2 separate regions of the Homo sapiens genome follow, and region 1 is linked to region 2. Evidence: chromatin contacts called from ENCODE Hi-C or POLR2A ChIA-PET data. All regions are on one chromosome and are shown on one strand. The core of a region is the stretch at or near the end of the contact, and the rest is flanking DNA. Distances in the headings are between cores, read along the strand shown.

Region 1 (5,355 bases), core at 936-3,435, 340 kb after region 2:
TGGTTCCCCCAATCGGTGAGCCCAAAGACCTCAAATAACATTTTATTCACACAGACTTCTTAGAGATGAAAAGTTTCTAGAGAGCAGAGCCTTTAGGGAACTAGTGATGATGCATTCACTGAATAAATCACAGTATTATACTCAAGAGCAAATACGTTTTCTTTCTTATTGGTGTCATCTTTCCTTGTGAAATACGGCAACTGATGAAGAAGTCTCCTATTGAGAATAACCAGACGAAATCACAAGGCTAGACAAGCAGCTACTAACACCATCCCCTTCCCCCTGCCCATGGTAAACCCTGCTGGCAAATGTATTTCTCCCTCCTAAACCTGGGAGGACTCACGTTTCTGCACCCAGAGCCCCAGGTGGAAGTAAACAATGGGAGTGAGCCGATGAGGTGGGATTGCTGTTCCTTGACTCTTAGTGCTTCTCATGCTAGTCTCCTGGGGATGCAGTTAAAATGCAGATTCTCTCTCTAGATCTGGGGCGGGGCTTGTTCAGCAGGCTCCCAGGGGAGACCAACGCTGCTGACTTGTGGGTCATACTTTGAGTTGCAAGGTTGCGTACGTGGTATTTGCCAGTGTGCACATTCATGAAAAAGTATCCTGCCTTAAGCCTGGTAGATCCACAGTTCCAAATCAACATTAAATACATCTGGTATACTTAAGAAAATTCAACATAAAAAGAAATCCATTTCTTAAAAAAAAAAAAGGCAGAGCAACCATTCTCTTTATCTGAGGACCTTTAAAAGCATCTGCCTTTATGTGTCACAGCATTAGCTACTAATTACTAAAGGAAAAAGTGCTGGGTGAATTATCACCTGAAAATAAAGTAACTCTCAAATGTTATAAAACATAAGATTAATGTTGACAGCCTCTGTTACTATGACATATTGTGTGCCAGGTGTGTGTGTGTTATAGGTGCATATATGTATATATATACACACTTGTATGTATCTGTGTATATGTACACATATCTATGTATCTATATAGACAGATGGGTTATTTAAATGAATTTTCAAAACACTAATAAGGTGTGATTTGATAAATGAATAATATTTAATAATAATATTAAAATAATATATTTGAATATTATTATTCTCCTGCTACTGATGAGAAAACTAAGGCTCAAACAGTTTAAGTAACATGCTAGTAAAAAAATGTTCTGAGTAGAATACCACATGTCTGGCCTAACCCTGACTGTCTTTTTTCTGACCCGAGACCAGTCCTCCACGTGGGGAGCTCTGAACACCATATTTATAACAGATGGTTATTTATAATGTCTTTCTCTTCTTTGGCAATTTAAATGAAGACGTCAACTTGAAGAAATGTTTCACCAGGAAGAATTGCAAAGAGAGCTGAATTAATCAAAGAAAGACGAATAAAGTGTTCTTTTAATATGGAGTACATAATTGTTGATGGAAAACACAGTCTTGGCAGAATTAAAAGATAATCAAAGAGATGAATAGGGCAAATAGCAATTCAGCTCATTAAATAAATACAAGGAAACTAACCTCTGCAGTTTAACCTTGAGCGATACCTTTTCCCATGAATAGAGAGTGTCGATACTAGGCAACAAGCCTCTGAACAGATAGTGTTACCCGGAACATCACCCTTTTCTCCCTTTGCTTCAAATCAAAACCAGCATCCCCCATTTAGACAGCATAAAAGGTATGACAAAACGGGACGCCAAGTGAGACACTGTTGATTCTGTTTCTATGAAATTCTAGAAAAAGCAAAACTGTCATGACAGAAAGCAGATCTGGGTTTCCAGAGCCCAGAGTGGGGGGAGGGGACTGACTTCACTGAGACACAAGGAAACTTTTGGGGATCATGGAAAGGGTCCGTACCACGGTTGTGGTGGTGGTTATAAGACTATATATTTGTCAAAAGTCTTCAAAGTGTGCACTTAGAATTGCTGAAGTTTATTGTACATAAATTACATGTAAATATCATAAAGTGCATGTAAATGGTATGTGAGGTAATAAAGCAATTTTTTAAAAACAATTTTAAACCTGGTATAGCATTTTGTTTTTTTGTGTGTCTGACTCAGACCAGGCAAAATTTAGTAACCCTTTGGCAACAGAAAATCAGCACAGATATAGAGCTAGAAGTTATTGTAAAAGAATAATAGTGGCGGCCGCCACGGCGCAGGAGTTGCCAAGATTTTCCTGGATGAATTCCATCCAAGATACGGTTTTAAGTCTCTCAAGGCCTTTGGATGCCTAGAAAGTGGGTCATCTTTCAGAATATCTGCGTCACTGTGGAGATGTTAGTAAATCAAAGACCAGCTGGATTTGTCCTTAAATGTAGCAAAATATGTACTTGCTTGGAAGTACTCTTAATCCTTTCATTCACTGGACAGGGAAGACTGGTTTCACAGTCCTGACTCCCTTCATTCGTTATCAACACCTCGTATTTTTTTTTTGGTAGATGATATATATGAGGCAGTAAACTTGTGGTCTGGAAAAGCAGAGATCATATTACCACTCTGTTTTAACTTCTAAAAGTTTGAAATTAAGACTTATACCAGGTATTTTTATGGAGTGGATTGGAGTATAGAAGCAATTATTTTAACTATTTGCTAAAAAAAAATTGCCTAAAATATTCAGTTATTAAAGGAAAAGCATTGTTCTGGATTGGATTCTTCAGATAATTCTGCTTTTGGCAACAAGTAACAGAAAACCAACTTAAATAGGTTTGGACAATAAGGACATTCACTGGCTCGTGTGTCTGGAATTCTAGCAACAGCAGCATTCAGGGTTGGCCAGACCAGGATCTCAACAATCTTATTAAACCATGGTTTTCTTCTCCTCTCTCCACTCTGTTGACAGGATAGCTTCATCTTAAGACTTGTTGTCTCATCAGTGTAAGATGACTGCTAAGTTGTATGTGAGCCCACAATTTCCTCATTCATTCCTTGAAGGAAGAAAAAAGATTTCTTCAGGAACTTCTGACTTAAAAGCAATGAAGGACTTTCCCAGAAGTCCATTTCTCATTGGCCCGAATTGGGTTGTATGCCCATTTCTCATTGGTTCAAATTGGGTCACGTGCCCAGTCACTGACATGGAGGATACGATTTCCCTAAACTAATCAGGCCTCCCGCTACAACTAGAAGGAGACTCAGCTCCCACAAACATATGAATTGATGGTGCGGGAGAGTGTAGTGGGAATTCTGTTAGGAAAGAGAAGGAAGTCAACAATCGGGTACGCTGTGTCTAATTTAAGTCCATGACTTTAAAAGTGAGCTTTTTTTTTTGTTACAAAAATAATGTAGGCTTAATTTTTTTTTTTTTTTTGAGACGGAGTCTCCCCGACACCCAGGCTGGAGTGCAATGGCACGATCTCGGCTCACTGCAACTCCGCCTCCCAGGTTCAAACGATTCTCCTGCCTCAGCCTCCCGAGTAGCTGGGATTACAGATGCCCACCACCAAGCCCAGATATTTTTTGTATTTTTAGTAGAGACGGGGTTTCACCATGTTGGCCAGGCTGGTCTCGAACTCCTGACCTCGTGATCCGCCCGCCTTGGCCTCCCAATGTTAGGCTTAATTTTTAATTTTCAGAGATTATTTGTAGCTGAAAAGAAGAAAGTAATTAATGAAATGATACGGCATACTTTTAAACAATAAATATCATATTCTACATACTGCAGACACATTACCGCATAATGGTTAAAAATACAGACTTTGCTATCAACCTCCTGGTTCATCTTCTTACTGTCTGTGTGTCCTCCTTGGGTAAGGTACATAGCTTTCCTCCACCTCAACTTCTTTCTCTCTGTAATAGGAATGATAGTAGTATCTGTACAAGTTTCTCCAGCACTAAGCCTCTCATTCAGGGGTCAGCAAACTACAGCTTGCAGGCCAGACATGCAGGCAACCTGTTTTTGTAAATAAATTTTATTGGAAGCCATTTATGTATCGTCTATGACTGTTTTCACACTACGATGGTAAAGGTAAGTAGTTCCAACAGAGGTCTTAGAGCTCACAAAACCAAAAACATTTAATATATAGCCCTTTGCAGAAAACGTTCGCCAACCTCTAGGTTAATACATAAGATCTTTATTTTCTTGTCAAAATCTAACATGTCATAATTCTGTGGTCATTGAGTGACTGGAGATCTGCCAGAGAAAGGCAATTATCTACAGAGCTAACATGAAAGCAAGAGATGCTCCTTTATTTTATCACTTAAAAACAGTGAAGAATCATGAACAACTGAAAAATCTACAAATGTGTTTAAATGTCAAATTAGGCTGGGCATGATGGCTAATGCCTGTAATCCCAACATTTTGGGAGGCGAAGTCAGGAGGATTGTTCAAGCCCAGGAGTTCAAGACCAGCCTGGGCAACACAGCAAGACCCTGTCTCTACTACTACTACTACTACTACTACTACTACTACTGCTACTAATAAGCCAGGTGCTGTGGCATGCACCTGTGGTACCAGCTACTCAGGAGGCTGAGGTGGGAGGATTGCTTGAGTCGGGAGGTTGAGGCTGTAGTGAGTCATGATTACACCACTACACTCTAGCCTAGGTGACAGAGAGAGACCCTATCTCAAAAAAAATTTTTTTAAATTTTTTTAAAAAGTCAAACTATCTACCTGAACTGACCAGAGATCTTGAAATATGTGATGTAGGATTTCCCTTCAACTCTGGGATGTTGGAACTGGAAACTTGAGTGAGAGTGAATTTGTTCACACTCATAGCTAGTGGATAGAAGTCATAGCTCTCAGCAGAAGTCTGAAGAGGAAATAAAAGAGAGCCAGTAATAAATTGCTGTGAATATTTCTTTTGAAAAGCAAAGAAAAAAGTATTGCCACCTGTGTGTGCTGAATGGACAGTGGTATTGATATGTAGACAAGGGATCCTGTCAGGGAATCCCTGGAGAGAGAAGAGTCTGAGACTGACACTGCCCGGCAGCCCCAAGTCTGAGTTGTGGAAAAGCCCTCAGTAAAAGGAAAAACTCATGGCAACGAGTTGGTGGTGATACTTTCATGGAGGAACATTGTCCTTGCAGGATGGGTGGTTTTAATCCTGAATTTAAAGATCTTTAAAATCTAAATTATCTAGTCAAATTTTTTTCATAAAACAATGTTTTAATTAAAGATTCAGTTTTAGGTCAAGTGCACAGTGTCTTTCTTTAAAAATATTTAGATGTGGCCATCAACTATCAAGAATGTTTCTAGAATGAAATATATTCAGCAGTGCTGTGTGGGGATCAGGAACACAGGCTCCACCAATCAGTTGCCTGGTTTCAATTCCTGGCTGATTTACCTGTGTACTATTCACTCCTGAAAGTCCTAAGCCTTGTTTTCCTTATTTATAGAATAAGATTAACAGAAGTACTAACTTTATA
Region 2 (5,634 bases), core at 2,671-5,170:
CAGAAGGACCACAACTGGTGACGTCCAGGTCCTGGGACTCGTTCACACGCAGAAGCTGGGTGTCATAGGTAAGGCCTGTGGGTCCTGGTCCTTGGTTCAAGGAGCAGCATCTGAACCGGGAAGGTGAGGGTGTTCTCAGGATGGCAAGGAGAGTGAGCATGTGCTTTGGTGGAAACCTCCAGATATGATTGCCTGTCACTGTCTCACAGGCATTTTGGCTCTCCTGGCACATTAAAATAAGTGCTGCTTTGTATTATATGAGACTGCAGGTCCTAGTCTGTGTGTTTAGAGGGGTTGGGCTATCTCGGGGAAGTGCGTCTATCCAGGAGGAAGTCTCAGAATGTTCAGAGTTCCTCTGAAGTTCACGTTCTAGCTGTAGATCAAGTGCCTAAATTGGCATAAACACACGTGTTTGTTTAGGAAAGCCAAACAGTTGCATGAGGACTTGGTACAGGTAGTTCAGAGGTACATCTTTGTAAAATGTCTTAACAATTTTTCACGGGAAATTGATCTTGTACTTGGTTGCTGAGTGAAAGTTGTTTTCTTTCATTATTTAAAGGAGGAAAATAGAGGTTTCTTAGTAAGAGCAATTAGGATTTGTTGGAGGGACCAGTAAAGGAAAATATTCACCTTTGCCTCTTAGGCTGGAGTGGGGTTTCCCGAGTTGTCCTGATTCAGCCACAGGGCTACTTCAGATTAGCTTGAGATGTTGAGATGGAGAAAGAGAATTCCGAGAAAACTACTGCCACCCTTGATAAAAATCACACACAGACTCTGCAGGTTGGTAGGTGGAGGGAGAGCTGCCATACAGGAAGTGGCGCCCAGACCGCCAGCCTGAGACCCGCCCTCCCTGGGAGGTTCTTACTGCTTTAGAGGTCAGTTATTGCTGCCACTCCCACACTGCCCCAGAAGGGGGAAGGAGGGAAGGTCGTGGAGGGTTGCTTTTTCCCCTGTAATCTTGCAGTATATATGGATATTCGACTAGTCTTTCCCCAACTTCAGCCAACTGAAATGACTAAAACACTTAAGGCTTCCTAAAAGTTTGAGGCAGGAGGAGCAAAAGAGAGTAGTGAACACAGGGGGTGACATGGAACTAGATCATCTGACTTCTTAGCGGTGACCTGCAGGCCACCTCCATTTGGAGAGCACCATTTTGCAAGTCCAGCCTCGCCTGGCGGGAAGAGCTCATGCTTTCTCCTGGGACTGGCATTTGGCATCCTGAGCACCTGCTGACCGGAACGAGAAATAATCTGGTGTCTGACACCAAATGAGCTCTTAATCTTTGGCGCCAACAAGACAGCATCTAAGGACAACCACGGTGCCCCCATTGTCCGCTTAGGGAATGGACCCCTGTTGGGGTGGGAGGTAGACTTTTTGTTTTCAGAACCAACATGTCTCAAGCAGCTGTGCTTAATATATGTTTAATCCCCATCCACTCCATGGGGCAGCGTTGTCATCCGTTTCACAGGCTGGGCCCCTGAGCCGAGGAGGTTGAGCCTCCTGCCCAATCAGTAAGGGCTGTCTACACTATTAAAGTTTTTTCTTGTTTGATCCCATATGCCAGAAGTTTTAAAAATTTTCCGTAAAACAGTGGAATTCTTTTTTCCAAAATTTTACACAGAAGCCCAATATTTAAAACAAATTCAGCTGGAGCAGCTTTGAGTTTGGGGCAGGCCTGAGAGCCTAGAGTCCCACCTCCCACCTCACCATCCAGCAGCCCTCAGTACCTCAGCCTGTGTCCTGTGGAAAACACTCGGGAAGTGAGCACTGTGCCCATGTTGCCTCCACCGCATGCCCCTGCCTGGAAGGATCTGTGTGTGTGTGGTCAGGGTGGAAGGCACCTGCTTCCCCTGGACACCCTGCGCCATGCCCTGGAGACATCATCTGTCCATGCAGCCAGGCTGGGCCCAGACCGTTCCCAGAACAGCCCCCTGCGCAGCCACAAGCAGCCTCTTGGTGGTGGCTTGAGAGTTGGAACCTGGCGGCCATGCTGCCCCAGTGATACCTGCAGCTTAAAGCATGTACTCACTTTTCTCTCAGACCCTGCGGGTTCGAGGGCTCAGGTTTTTCTTTTAATGGGTCACTTTTAAAAGCAGACAGTGCTCGACTGAAAGCTAGAAGACCCTAGAAAACCACAGTTGGTTTCTGTTTCTGGCTTTTCACTTTTTCCATTCTGTGCTCTGTTATTACTGGGAGGCTCACATGAGGGTACCTGTCAGGAAAGCACCTAATATGATAGAGAGAGTTTACACAATTGGAGCGATAATGAAGGCTGCCATTACCCGGGGTCCCACTGTTCACATGAGTTTGTTGGGCACTTTCTATACATGCCCGAAACCTGCCCACTTTGGACAGTGCCCTGTTCTGCAGGTAAGGCCCTCAAGGCTCAGAAGCTCAGCAACCCAGGGCCACAAAGTACGGGAGTAGGAGGGTTTGGGTTTGACCCCAGGTCTTAGGCTGTGACAATTGTGCAGTGGGCCAGGTGACCACCCCTGAGTGTGGGAATGCAAGAACAGGTCGATAAACCTTTAGGGAGCCCAAAATTTATTTTCTTCTGGCCTTTAAACCAGATTTTTACTCCTAACATTGAAGCTTTGTTTGTTTGTTTTTTGTTTTTGTTTTTGAGATGGAGTTTTGCTCTTGTTGCCCAGGCTGGAGTGCAATGGCGCCATCTCGATCTTGGCTCACTGCAACTTCTGCCTCCCGGGTTCAAGCAATTCTCCTGCCTCAGCCTCCTGAGTAGCTGGGATTACAGGCACCTGCCACCGTGCCCGAATAATTTTTGTATTTTTAGTAGAGACGGGGTTTCACCATGTTGGTCAGGCTGGTCTCTAACTCCTGACCTCAAGTGATCTGCCCTCTTTGGTTTCCCAAAGTGTTGGAATTGACAGGTGTGAGCCACTGCGCCTGCCTGAGGCTTTTTATAATGCACTAGAAATAATGTCAGTTCAATCATTTGTGTGTTTCAGGTGACAAAGTTGTTGTCACGTACTCCAAAGGTTATCCGTGTGGTGGAAATAAGACCGCATCCTCCGTGATAGAATTGACCTGTACAAAGACGGTGGGCAGACCTGCATTCAAGAGGTCAGGAGACTGGGGGCTCAGAGCGGGACTGTGCAGTGAGCATACTGGAGGGAATTCCTCCTTGGGGTTTTCATGGGCAGGTTTTGGCTGAGTCTTAGGAGCTCAGGGCCAGAGCCGCTGATTGTGCTGTATTGGGCGGGGCTGCTCCAGGCAGGGAAGACCTCCAGATACAGTGCTGAGACACTGTTACAAGACCAGTGCAACTTCTCTGGGCTAGCTTGTCTCTTGAACTAGGTTTAGCACTGGCTGAGCAGTACTTAACTGACCTCTACCTTTGAATGTCATAGTAGAAACAAAGGGGCGTGGATTTGTCCCACCCGAGGTGTTCAAGCAGCCTGGCTGGGACCCTCGAGCAGCTGGGACCTGCATCTGGACCTGGGATGTGCTTGGATTATATTCAAGTTTTCCCGGCCACATTGCATCTGGTGCCAGGGAGAGCTTGGCCAACAGAGGGTGCATGTGAGCTGCTGTTTGTGAACAGAACTGATTCCTTCCAGACGCTGAGTTTGGAAAAGGGGTGACTCAGAAATTGCCAAAGGATTTATGAATGTATGAGTCTGAGAAGCTTAAACAAAAATCTAAAAATCTAGGAGCAAATTTTCCAGGTTTTGAATGTTGCACGGTTTACAAATTTTAAAAAATTTATATTGAATGCTTGCCTGCTTTGTCACATTACTGATGTGTGCACCACAGTCATCTTCCCTGTCCATTGTGGTGATGAAAAGAAGTGAGTAAAATAACCACCCTCGCTCCGAGCTGCCGTCAGTGTTGAGTCGGGAAATTCTGCCTAGGCCTGCGCAGCCCGGGGAGTGGGGGCCTCGGGACCCAACTGAAGTCTCGCAGCACCTTGACTGAAAGCCAGTGAGCTGCTTCAAGGGCTCCGCAGTGTTCATTGTTTTGCAGTCTTCCCTTATGTCTGGCTGGGGAAGTGACTGTAGCCTGTGCTTCCCTCCTCCTAGGTTTGATATCGACAGCTGCACTTACTACTTCAGCTGGGACTCCCGGGCTGCCTGCGCCGTGAAGCCTCAGGAGGTGCAGATGGTGAATGGGACCATCACCAACCCTATAAATGGCAAGAGCTTCAGCCTCGGAGATATTTATTTTAAGTAAGTAAAACGTTTTCCTTCTGAGCTGTGAAATGTGTTCAAAATTAAACCAGCAATGCCGCTCTTTCCCTATCGGGGAGCACTGCAGGATAAATAGGTCTGTGTTTTAGTTACTGTTGCTGGAGTCATCGTCATCTTTTGCTTAAACTGAGGAAAAGCGTTACTCAATCATTAAGTTTTAACACCAAAGATGGTGAATTCTCATGAGTGTAAAAATAAATCCCCCGTCCTTCTCCCTCTCTTCATGATAATCTCAGGGGTTGAAGCCGAAGCCTTCTGACATGTTTGAGCAGGAATCTTCTGGGCTTACCAGTGTTTAGAAAATAAGTTTCTCAGCAGTGTTACTGGGGCTGCTCTTGGGGGTGGTGGCCGAGGTGCACAGACAGGGCGAGGGCCGTGTGGTGCTGGATACGGCACCTGAGGAAGGTGGATTAGCACTCAGAGGCCAGAACTGGTTGGGGAGAAAGCCTCTTGAGAGGGAAACTGGTGTCCTCAGAATTGCTGTGGGGTCACAGACGTGCTGCCCTAGCGTGTCCGTGCTTCCTTTCCCTAGGAAAGGAAGCATCCTGGGGCCCTGCAGTGATTCTGAGGACTGAGGGTTTATGTCATGAATGCCTTCTTGAAGGACTTCCATGTCACTGTGATCTTTTCTGTCTCTTCAGGCTGTTCAGAGCCTCTGGGGACATGAGGACCAATGGGGACAACTACCTGTATGAGATCCAACTTTCCTCCATCACAAGCTCCAGAAACCCGGCGTGCTCTGGAGCCAACATATGCCAGGTGAAGCCCAACGATCAGCACTTCAGTCGGAAAGTTGGAACCTCTGACAAGACCAAGTACTACCTTCAAGGTAATCCGTGGCTTCCCACAAAGTTCCACATTTAACTTCCTCCAAGGAAGGGGATTAAAATTTTCAACTAACTCCCTTCAGTTGAAATCTCGGACCACTTTTAAAACAAAAACCTTGGTCTAATTCTTTACTTTGTTATGAATTTCTTGACAGTGGATTGAGCGATACGTGTCAGAACTAAGCATTTCACTGTAGGCAAATTGTGTCTTAGTTATCAAGTAAATGTACAAAAAAACTAAAACCTGGTCTGATCCAGTGGTTCTGAGGTTGGGTGGAGGCTGAGCTGTGCACAGTCAGAATTGCCTTTGATTTGGTTTTAACCATGACACTTCCTTATTTTGGAATGCCAAATAATATTAGAGAAGGGTAAGAGATTTTATATTTGTAAGAAGGATGAAAGGAAACTGGCCTAAATGTTAGGATGTAGGTTAAAATCAACCAGGACGCACATAGGGCAGAGTCCAGGGTGTGAAGGAAGGTTTTAAACTGGCACTAATAAGGGTGTTGCCCTTTGTTCCCTCACATAATCGTGAAAGGCTGCTTTTGTTTTGAACAGCTAGTCTTAACTATATACCTTTCATAATTTGATTTTTG

What was found. Hi-C counts contacts between places; a loop is a spot of excess contacts on that map. ChIA-PET counts read pairs that join two places held with the same protein, here RNA polymerase II (POLR2A). Pooled maps may share reads with other maps.
Region 1: a loop to region 2 is called in a pooled map, with 2.5 times the contacts of the local background. The contact joins two enhancer-like sites. A Hi-C loop is called at or near these places in 1 of 168 maps with a recorded cell type or tissue (ovary) and 1 of 50 pooled maps. POLR2A ChIA-PET finds 5 or more read pairs at or near these places in 1 of 52 experiments (H1).

Annotation. Positions count from the first base shown.
Region 1 is chr6:160,429,151-160,434,505 of GRCh38, forward strand. All of the region lies in intron 5 of SLC22A3 (solute carrier family 22 member 3), which reads left to right. Among named protein-coding and RNA genes, the nearest start is that of SLC22A3, 83 kb to the left of the region's middle. Within about 2 kb of position 2,186, at least 11 of the 41 ENCODE cell types and tissues checked have a DNase peak (open chromatin) inside an H3K27ac peak, as active enhancers do.
Region 2 is chr6:160,085,064-160,090,697 of GRCh38, forward strand. It overlaps IGF2R (insulin like growth factor 2 receptor), which reads left to right. Exons shown (of 48, transcript NM_000876.4): 41 at 1-68; 42 at 2,970-3,084; 43 at 4,044-4,190; 44 at 4,853-5,040. Among named protein-coding and RNA genes, the nearest start is that of SLC22A1, 34 kb to the right of the region's middle. Within about 2 kb of position 3,921, at least 3 of the 41 ENCODE cell types and tissues checked have a DNase peak (open chromatin) inside an H3K27ac peak, as active enhancers do.